Regions from separate parts of the Homo sapiens genome. Here region 1 is linked to region 2. The links are chromatin contacts, found by Hi-C or POLR2A ChIA-PET in ENCODE. All regions are on one chromosome and are shown on one strand. The core of a region is the stretch at or near the end of the contact, and the rest is flanking DNA. Distances in the headings are between cores, read along the strand shown.

Region 1 (4,693 bases), core at 268-2,767, 230 kb before region 2:
AAGAACTTGAGGCTGTGAATTAGATCTCTTTCTCTCGCTCATGTGATGCCTTCCACCATGTTATGACGTGGCAAGAAAGCTCTCACCAGATGTGGCCCCTTAGTCTTGGATTTCCAAGACTCTAGAACCATGAGCCAAATATATTTTTATTCATTATAAATTACCAAATCTGTGGTATTCTGTTATAATAGCATAAAATGGACTGAGACAGTGATACATTGCTCTTCCTCCCCACCCCGCCACCCCCTCACTCCCCAACACCGCTAAGCTGAAGCTCCATGAGGGCAGGGATTTCTGTTTTGTTTACAGATGTAACCTAAAGTGTCACAGTGCGTGGCACATAGTAACCATTCAAGATATATTTGTGGAATAAGTAAATGGATGGCTGTATGGCAGAGGTGGGGGTCTGAGGCAGGCCTTGAAAAATTTTGATTAGGTTTTGGGGAGAAAAGGACAACTTAGTTTCCCTTATCTTTCCCAATCTTCTCTTTTCTGTGCCTTTAGCAAGATCTCTTTAACCTTCAAGGCATGGCATCTGAATTAGAACCTGAGTTTGAATCTGCTTAGTATATATGTGACCTTGAGGAAGATTTCTGGCCATTCTTGAGTCCCTTTTAATAATAAAAAAGTCATTTTTATTGACGTATACTTTGAATATAGTAAAATACATTTTTTTTGAATATACGGTTCTATGAATTTTGACAGACTTAGTCATGTAACCACCATCAAGATATATCCATTACTACAAAACGTTCCTTTCAGTGCCATGTAGTCAGTTCCCTCTCTTCACCTCCTGCTCCTGGAAACCATTGATCTGATTTCTTAAGTGTGACTCATTTTTAGTCAAACCTCTTTCATTTAGCCTCTGTGCTTTCGAGATGCATCTGTGTAATTGCATGTATCAGGAGTGCATTTCTTTTTATTGCCCAGAAGTATTCCAGTGTATGGATTTACCACAGTTTATTCATTTACCAGTTGATGGATTTTGGGGTTATTTCTAGTTTTTGGCCATTATGAGTAAATTTGCTATAAACATTTTCATTTCTGTTGGGCAAATACCTTGGGTGTGGGAGCGCTGGATTGTATGATAAGTGAATTTAACTTTATAAAAAACCACCAAACTGTTTTTCAAAGTTATTAGCTTTTTTTCACATTTATCAAATGGGGTAATAGTCAAGACTTTTAGTTGTGAGCAACAGAAATTGAGTCTGGGAAAGGAACTTATGAACAGGGTGTTAGGTGGCTCACAGAATCTCTTGGAGGGCTGGAGAAATAGGCTGAGAAGTTAGCATCCAGGAACAAGATTCTAGGCACAGACGAGGTTGAATCGCCAATACCATCAGGGGGTGCTAGACACTGTAGGTAGAATTACTGTCTCTGGAAACTGGATGAAGCTGCTGTGCTTGCTGCTTTCACTTGCCAGAATAGATTTTCTGAGGACCCAGCTTCTTTGAGTCATTTGCTTTTGAATCACCATCTGGAGGTAGGCGCTGCCTCATAAGGTGGGGGATTCCCCAAACATAGGAAAGAGGATTCAGATGTGGGGCTGAAAAAGGAAATAACACGTGTATACCACAACCTCCAGAGGTGGCTGTGATTAGATAGAATAATTTCCATGGTGTCTAGGAACTTACTAGAATATAAATGCTAGTTTACTTTTCTGTTTTCCTTTTTCCCCATCTGTCTTTTGTAAGTAAAATTTTTGTTAAAGTGTAAAACAAACTACATAAATCATAAGTGTGTATAGCTTGATGAATTTTCTTGAAGTGAATTCATCCTTATAACCGGTACCCAGAAGAAATAGAACGTTGCCAGCACCCAGAAACTTCTCCCGTGTCCTCATCTTCATCACTGCACACTCCCCACTCCACCACTGAATCACTGGTTTTGACTAGTTTTGCCTGTTTTCAAACTTTATGTAATCAAAATTGTGTGTGTATGGTTTCTTTCTTTCAGCATTTCTTTCAATATTTGTGGACTTCATTTTTTGTTGATTTCATATTGTTTCATTGTGTGAGTATAACACTATCCATTGTACTATTGATGGACACATAGGCTATTTCCAGTTTTTGACTAATGCAAGTAAGTACTGCTATGAACATATTTGCACGTCCTCTGGTTTAAATATATATGTTTCTCTAGGTATGTAACATGGAGTGAAACTAATGGGTCATGGGTTCTGTGTATGTTCAGCTTTAGGAGAGTCTGCTGAAAAGTTTTAAGTATCTTTTTTTCACTTTCCACTACTACCAGCAGTACATGTAAGTTCCAATTGGTCACTTCTTTTTGACATCTTCCTCTGTTTTCAATAGGACTTTGTACCCCAGTATAGTACTTGTTTGAGTCTACCTAATCAGTTACAAGTATCTCTTTCCTATAATGTTATTAACTCTTTGAGGTGGGATTTCTTGTTTTGTCTTTCTCCTCTTAGTATCGAGTACAGGCCTAGAACACGTAGTAAATGCTCCGTGAAAGTTGCGTGAAAAGATGAATCGTGAGTATGTCTGTGGGTGGGAATTATCTTGGCATTTTTTAGAACAGAGAACTCACTGGTCTGACTGGAATTAGAAGTGATGGGAACAATGGGTGATAGGATTGAATTAAGTCAGGTGAAATCTGATTCAGGAGGTAATAGGTAGCCCTGTTTAGTTCCTGAACTGCGAGAGAGTTAATGAAAGCTGTTTTGTTCTGTGAGTGAAGAATTGTGTTTTTGTTACAGGTGTGTCCAGCTGTTAGGAAATAGTTACAAAAAAGATTTGGGCCCATGATTGGAGACAAGATTAGACAAGGCATGAGTGGGTGTGAATTTGGTTAGCTTAATCTCTTAGTTTTTAGTTTCTTTATAAAATGGGGCTCCACCTTGTAAAGATTAGAGCTAATATATAAATATGAGTAGATGTTTTCTTTTTTATTCACTGTGTATTTTGTTTTGTGGCATTTGAATTTTGTGGAACTCGGAATTTTGAAACATGTTGTGAAGTGTAATTCTGCCAGTGTAAATCCATGTGGAATTTTTCTAACTATAGCATCTCTGGAGCACCTTGCGTACTCTTCTTTGCTTCTACTTTGTTGCTCTACTCTAGCACCTTTGGTTCTGCCTGTGTCAGAAGTAAAAAATAAACCATTAATAAAGTGGCTTCTTGCCTCTGAGAGCTTATCCCGCAAAGAAATGTTGAACTGTTCCCTGTAATTTCTGTTAATTATAAAGCACATATATGAATATAAATAAATACTAAGAATCAAGATTTTTAGTGGAAGAGGAAAAAAATCCAAGAGGTTCATAAAAAAAAATTGTAACGTTGAATTGGAATTATCTATATGAACTCATGCTTTTGTGTTTCTTTTTTCCAATTTTGCTTCACATTTAATAATAATGTTTTGAGCTCATAATGTCTAGATATTACCTGATTGTTGAACATTAGTATGAAGAGATCTCCCTGAAACAGTGGTACTATATTATTATTTTAAAAACTAATGTATTTCTTTAACTGGAGAGTTTTAGATTGACATAAAAATTGAGCATGTAATACAAAAAGTTTTCATATCATTCTATCCCCTCACTCCCACCTCATAATTCCACCTATTTTTAACATCTTACATTACTGTTGGCACGTTTGCTAAAATTAATGAGCAAATATTGATATGTTATTATTTAAAGTATAATTTGCATAATGTTCATTCTGTTATACAGTTCTGTGAATTTTGAAATATTTATAATGTTATGGTTACCATTATGGTCTCATAAAGAATACTTTCATGCTTTAAAAATCCCGTTTCCACTTATTAACCTCTGTCCTCTTTCTCCAGAAATCTTGGCAACTATTGATATTTTTATTGTCTTTAGTTCTGCCCTTTCTGGAATGTCATATAGTTGGAATAATATATTACATAGCTTTTTTTAGATGAGCTCATTTTTATCTATCTATCTATCTATCTATCTATCTATCTATCTATCTATCTATCATCTATCTATCTGAGCTTCCTTCATGTCTTTTTTATGCTTTGATGGTGAACTCCATTAAATCACTGAATAATATTGCTATCATTTGCCTTTTTTTTTTGGTATTCACCTCGAAAGACATCTTTTTTGCTTCCAGTTCTGATGATTATAAATAAAGCTGTCATAAACGTTCCTGTGCAGGTCAACTGGGTAAATACTTAAGCACAATTTTTGGATCATATTGTAAAAGTAGATTGTGATTCCTAAAATTTGGTAGATTTCATAAGAGAAACTATCTGGGTTTGGTGCCTTCTCCTTTTGGAATATTCTTAATGTTAATTCAACTTCTTTAAGAGGCATAGGCTTATTCTGATGATCTGTGTTTCTACTGTGACCTTCGGAAGAGTATGCCTTTCCAAGGAATTGATACATTTTACTGAGGTTATCGATCAGTGGCCGTAGAATTGTTCATAGTACTCCTTGATTATCTTTTTAATTCCCAACAGTTTAGTATAGGTGGCTCCTCTTTTATTTCTGATATTAGTAATTTGTTGAACTCATGGTTTTAAAAATATTTACTTGCTCTATTGACTGAAAGGGCCTAAAAGCAATGGCAGCCAGCAGAGATGAGCATATCTAGTGCCCATATATTGTTTTTTTAATACCATTTGCCACTAAAAGGAACCTCGGAGAAGTGGCTGATTCCAGGTGTGGGACCAGAAGAGTGCTGTCTAAGTCTGGAACATCTTGTGT
Region 2 (4,554 bases), core at 140-2,639:
TATTATACACAGTATGTTGGAGAACATTCATAATAATAATTCTTTGAAAACCTCAATGATTATTTCTGCAGATAAATTTCCATACATATTACAGAATTACTGGATAAGAGGAACTACCTTTGACAAGTTTAAATCTGACAAACCAAGGTATATTTTGCTAGGATTTCATACATCTAAAGTACTGTTGTGTTAACCTAATATATTTAGGTATAATAATTATTTTGGTATAATAATTATTTAGGTATAATATTTAGATAAAATAAATATTTAGGTATAATAGTAAGTATATAATAGGTTTTATATAATAATAGGTATATAACTATTACATAATTTATATGTATAATATATAATTATTATTATACCTAAATAATATATATTAACCTAATATATTTAGGTATATTGATCATTATACTTAAATAATATATTTAAGTTAACATAACAGTATTTATTATAAACCAGAAATTCAGCAAAGCCATGTAGCAAAAGGAGAACAAAGTCCTAACAAATGTGAAAAGCAAATCTGACCATCCAGGGATTTTCTGTAATAGCACTTTGTCAGTATTAACAAATAGAACAGAGATGTTTATGATCATTCTACCTTGAATATGCCTGATTTCAGAAGGAAGGGAAGTTATACTGATACTTCTGAGGGATCTTAATCTTTCCTATTTAATAATTAGAATTTACAGACCAAAACTACATAAATATTTTCAATAAAGAAAAAAAGGCCAGGCATGGTGAATCATGCCTATAATCCCAGCACTCTGGGAGGCCCAGGTAAATGGATCACTTGAGGCCGGGAGTTTGAGACCAGCCTGGCCAACACGGCGAAACCCTGTCTCTACTGAAAAATAGAAAAAATTAGCCCGGTATGGTGGCAGATGCTTGTAATCCCAGCTACTCAGGAGGCTGAGGCATGAGAATTGCTTGAACCTGGGAGACAGAGGTTGCGGTGAACCGTGATCGTGCCACTACATTCCAGCCTTGGTGACAGAGCAAGGCTCTGTCTCAAAAAAAAAAGAAAGAAAATATATTTAGTTTAAAGGTTGCTTAACAAGGTAAAAAACTACTTAAAATTATACAGATTATAATTTTCACTTTGCAGGGCAGGAAGGTACATTGCAGGAAGGACTACCTCACAGCATTGCTTTGAGAATAGAAATAGTCAGGAATGGTTGGCTCATGCCTGTAATCCCAACACTTTGACAAGCTGAGACTATCACTTGAGACCACGAGTTCAAGACCAACCTGGGCAATGTGGCAAGACCCCATCTCTAGAAAAACTTAAAAAAAAATTAGCCAGACATAGTGGCATGCATCCGTGGTCCCAGCTACTCAGGAGGGCGAGGTGGGAGGACTGCTTGAGACCAGAAGGCTGAGGCTGCAGTGAGTCATGTTTGTACCATTGCATTCAAGCCTGAGCAACAGCGTGAGGCGTATCTCAAAAAAAAAAAAAAAAGAGAGAGAGAGAATAGAAATCTATCTAATTAGAAAGCATAGAGCACAATGAGTCATACTTTACTCCTCAAAGTTTAAGCTGCACTGTACACTAAATTGGCCACCAGATGGCATGACAATTCCAAAGTCTGAAGAAAGACTAAAAATTATCAGTTTTTCTAATAATCTAATAAACCAATCACTGTGCTTAATTTAAAAGCAAAATATTAGAAATATTCATATTTTTATATAACTTCATTTTACCAATTTAATGAGGTAGTCATGGAGGAAACAGACTTCTACATGCAATTACTGATTATAATACAATCATTTTGGGACATGGGCTGTAATTTTAAAAACATCAAGTCATCTTGCAACCATAAAATTTTAAAGTGAGAAAGGGTTTTAGAGTCTAGCCACCTCATTTAATAAATGAGGAAACTACTGACAGATGTAAAGAAACTTGGAAATGGGGACACTGTTAATAGTAACAATAATTAAACTAAAGCTAAGTTTTGACTTCTATTCCATGGTTCTTTCCACCACTCAAAGGATTATCATTATATTTAAAAATTAAAATCAGTCACTTCTAACCCTACAAAAGATTAGACTTCAGACACAGACCTTATTTCTCCCCTTCCAATGTATGCAGATAACTTTACTGGGAAAACTTGACTTGAAAAGGCTTAAGATTTTTAGATTATTAATATAAGTAAATCAACCAACTAAAACAAGCAAATACAATCAGCAAAACAAATATAGCTACAAATCCAGCTGACTAAGCTTTGGCCATATATATATATATATATATATATATATATATATATATATTTTTTTTTTTTTTTTTTTTTTTTTTTTGAGACGGAGTTTCGTTCTCGTTGCCCAGGCTGGAGTGCAGTGGCAGGATCTCGGCTCACTGCAACCTCTGCCTGCCGGGTTCAAGCGATTCTCCTGCCTCAGCCTCCCAAGTAGCTGGGATTACAGGCACCCACCACCACGCCCGGCTAATTTTGTATTTTTAGTAGAGACAAGGTTTCTCCATGTTGGTCAGGCTCATCTCGAACTCCCGACCTCAGGTGATCCGTCCGCCTCAGCCACCCAAAGAGCTGGGATTACAGGTGTGAGCCACAGCGCCTGGCGGTTTGGCCATATTTTTGTGAGCAGTTAGCCACTTGGTATCTGACTAAAAGAAGGTAGCAACATGTTCCCAATATGACAATTTTTTTAATTGCTTTAAAATTCTTCAAACTTTGCCTCTGTTAAATTTATGTATTTATATGCCTTTATCATCCAGATTTTTTTTAAAAGCCCTCCCTTTAAAAGCCATCATTTTATGGTATGAAAGTTATAATCTGACCTAGAATTTCCCCTGAACCACAGCATGTTAATACATGAATAAAATAAGATTCCCTACCTAAAATAACCTTTACCATCATCTTCTTTTATTTCTAAAGACACAGAGAAGGTAAAGATGTCACTGTCAGGAGTCTGGGGTGCAGCAGTGGCTGAAAGTGGGGTCTGCTTGGCAGAACGGCGGAAGGCAGTGGCAAAACTGTAAAGTATCCGGCTTACCTACAACCAGACATGTTAGGAAATGGGCTGTTATCAAAAGATATAAAATACCTTTATTAAGGCTGGAAGATTACCTACTTTGGAGGGCAATAATTATCTTTATCCCACTTATTTCTTTTGGTAAATTACCTAATTTGTTAGGCCTATAAAGCAAGCAACACTAAAAATGTCCAGACAAGGGGTTTTAAAAAAGAAATGGTTGTAAGCACTATAAATCCAATTTAAAAATCACTTCCTAAATTGTTAGAAACTATCTGAAGATATTACAATGAAAACAGTCCTAACAAGTTTTGATTTAAAAGAATGGTTTGCAAATCTGTCAATGTTAGAACCAGAATGCCTACTTAACCCAATCAAAAGTAGCCAACAGATCTCCTCTGACATTCTTAGTAGTAGTAACAAAGTTCTAGTTAATCAAATTTTTAGTTAATTTATATTTTGGCCCATGAGGCTAGAATCACTAAAACAATAGCAGAGAATTTCATCTGGCTTATGAGTGATCATAATAAATACCATAATCATTTCAACCTAGTGAGGGCACTGGTGAAGTTTCATTTGCAGAGAGTTTTCTCTTGAGGACTTACAGCTTCTTGTATTTCACACCGGAAGACGTGTATTCTGAAGAGCTCTGCATTGTAATGACTTTCAGTGAAAGCAAAACAGTCACTCTCAGGAGTTCCATCATGCCCTCTGACACAGAAGAGGATTTTGTAGATAGGGTAGTTTGCTATTTCAGTGTTTGTCTGAGGATCTAAGAGTCTGTTCAGAGAAAAAGATACAGAGAGATTACAGGAATTATGAACAATCTGCACTACGTTTAGATTAAGATGTGAGACTCATTCTTTCTAGTAAGAAGATCATATATTTGGTATGCTGATATTAACCTTAAATTTTAATAAGTAACTCATATGTGAATTCCGGAAGCTATTGATTACGTAATTCCATAGTACTAAAAACCATATAGTATCATGTTTTAGGGAGGCAAACAGAAAGGTATAAACAATATCAATAAGCACATTTCTTATACAGTCTGCTACAAAATAAAGACGATTAATACGTAAATTAGACTACCAAAATACATCATTGAAGCTGTGCTTTTTTTTTTTTTTTTTTGAGACAAGTTTCGCTCTTGTTGCCCAGGCTGGAGTGCAATGGCGCAATCTCAGCTCACCGCAACCTCCGCCTCCTGGGTTCAAGTGATTCTCCTGCCTCAGCCTCCCAAGTAGCTGGGATTACAGGGATGTGCCACCATGCCCGGCTAATTTTTTGTATTTTTAGTAGAGACAGGGCAGGTTAGCCAGAATGGTCTCAATCTTCCGACCTCAGGTGATCCGCCCACCTAGGCCTCCCAAAGTGCTGGGATTACAGGCATAAGCCACCACACCTGGGCAAAGCTGTGCTTCTAATTATCTCCTTTAAAAATGACCTAATCTGTTATGAAAAAATAAAAAACAAAAAACTGATGCTTTTTCTCAGACTGAAACAAGTTTTTTTTTGATTCATGGAAAATAAGGACAGAAATTATACAAAATGTTAACTCCTCAA

The links. A loop is a pair of places that touch in the nucleus more often than their neighbours do. ChIA-PET counts read pairs that join two places held with the same protein, here RNA polymerase II (POLR2A). Pooled maps may share reads with other maps.
Region 1: a loop to region 2 is called in a pooled map, with 10 times the contacts of the local background. The contact joins two enhancer-like sites. A Hi-C loop is called at or near these places in 1 of 37 single-sample maps with no recorded cell type and 8 of 50 pooled maps. POLR2A ChIA-PET finds 5 or more read pairs at or near these places in 4 of 52 experiments (B cell, MCF 10A, activated T-cell and 1 more).

The regions. Positions count from the first base shown.
Region 1 is chr9:123,222,320-123,227,012 of GRCh38, reverse strand. All of the region lies in intron 2 of STRBP (spermatid perinuclear RNA binding protein), which reads left to right. Among named protein-coding and RNA genes, the nearest start is that of STRBP, 44 kb to the left of the region's middle. Within about 2 kb of position 1,517, at least 3 of the 41 ENCODE cell types and tissues checked have a DNase peak (open chromatin) inside an H3K27ac peak, as active enhancers do.
Region 2 is chr9:122,988,511-122,993,064 of GRCh38, reverse strand. It overlaps RABGAP1 (RAB GTPase activating protein 1), which reads right to left. Exons shown (of 26, transcript NM_012197.4): 5 at 3,594-3,768; 6 at 2,852-3,009. Among named protein-coding and RNA genes, the nearest start is that of GPR21, 43 kb to the left of the region's middle. Within about 2 kb of position 1,389, at least 2 of the 41 ENCODE cell types and tissues checked have a DNase peak (open chromatin) inside an H3K27ac peak, as active enhancers do.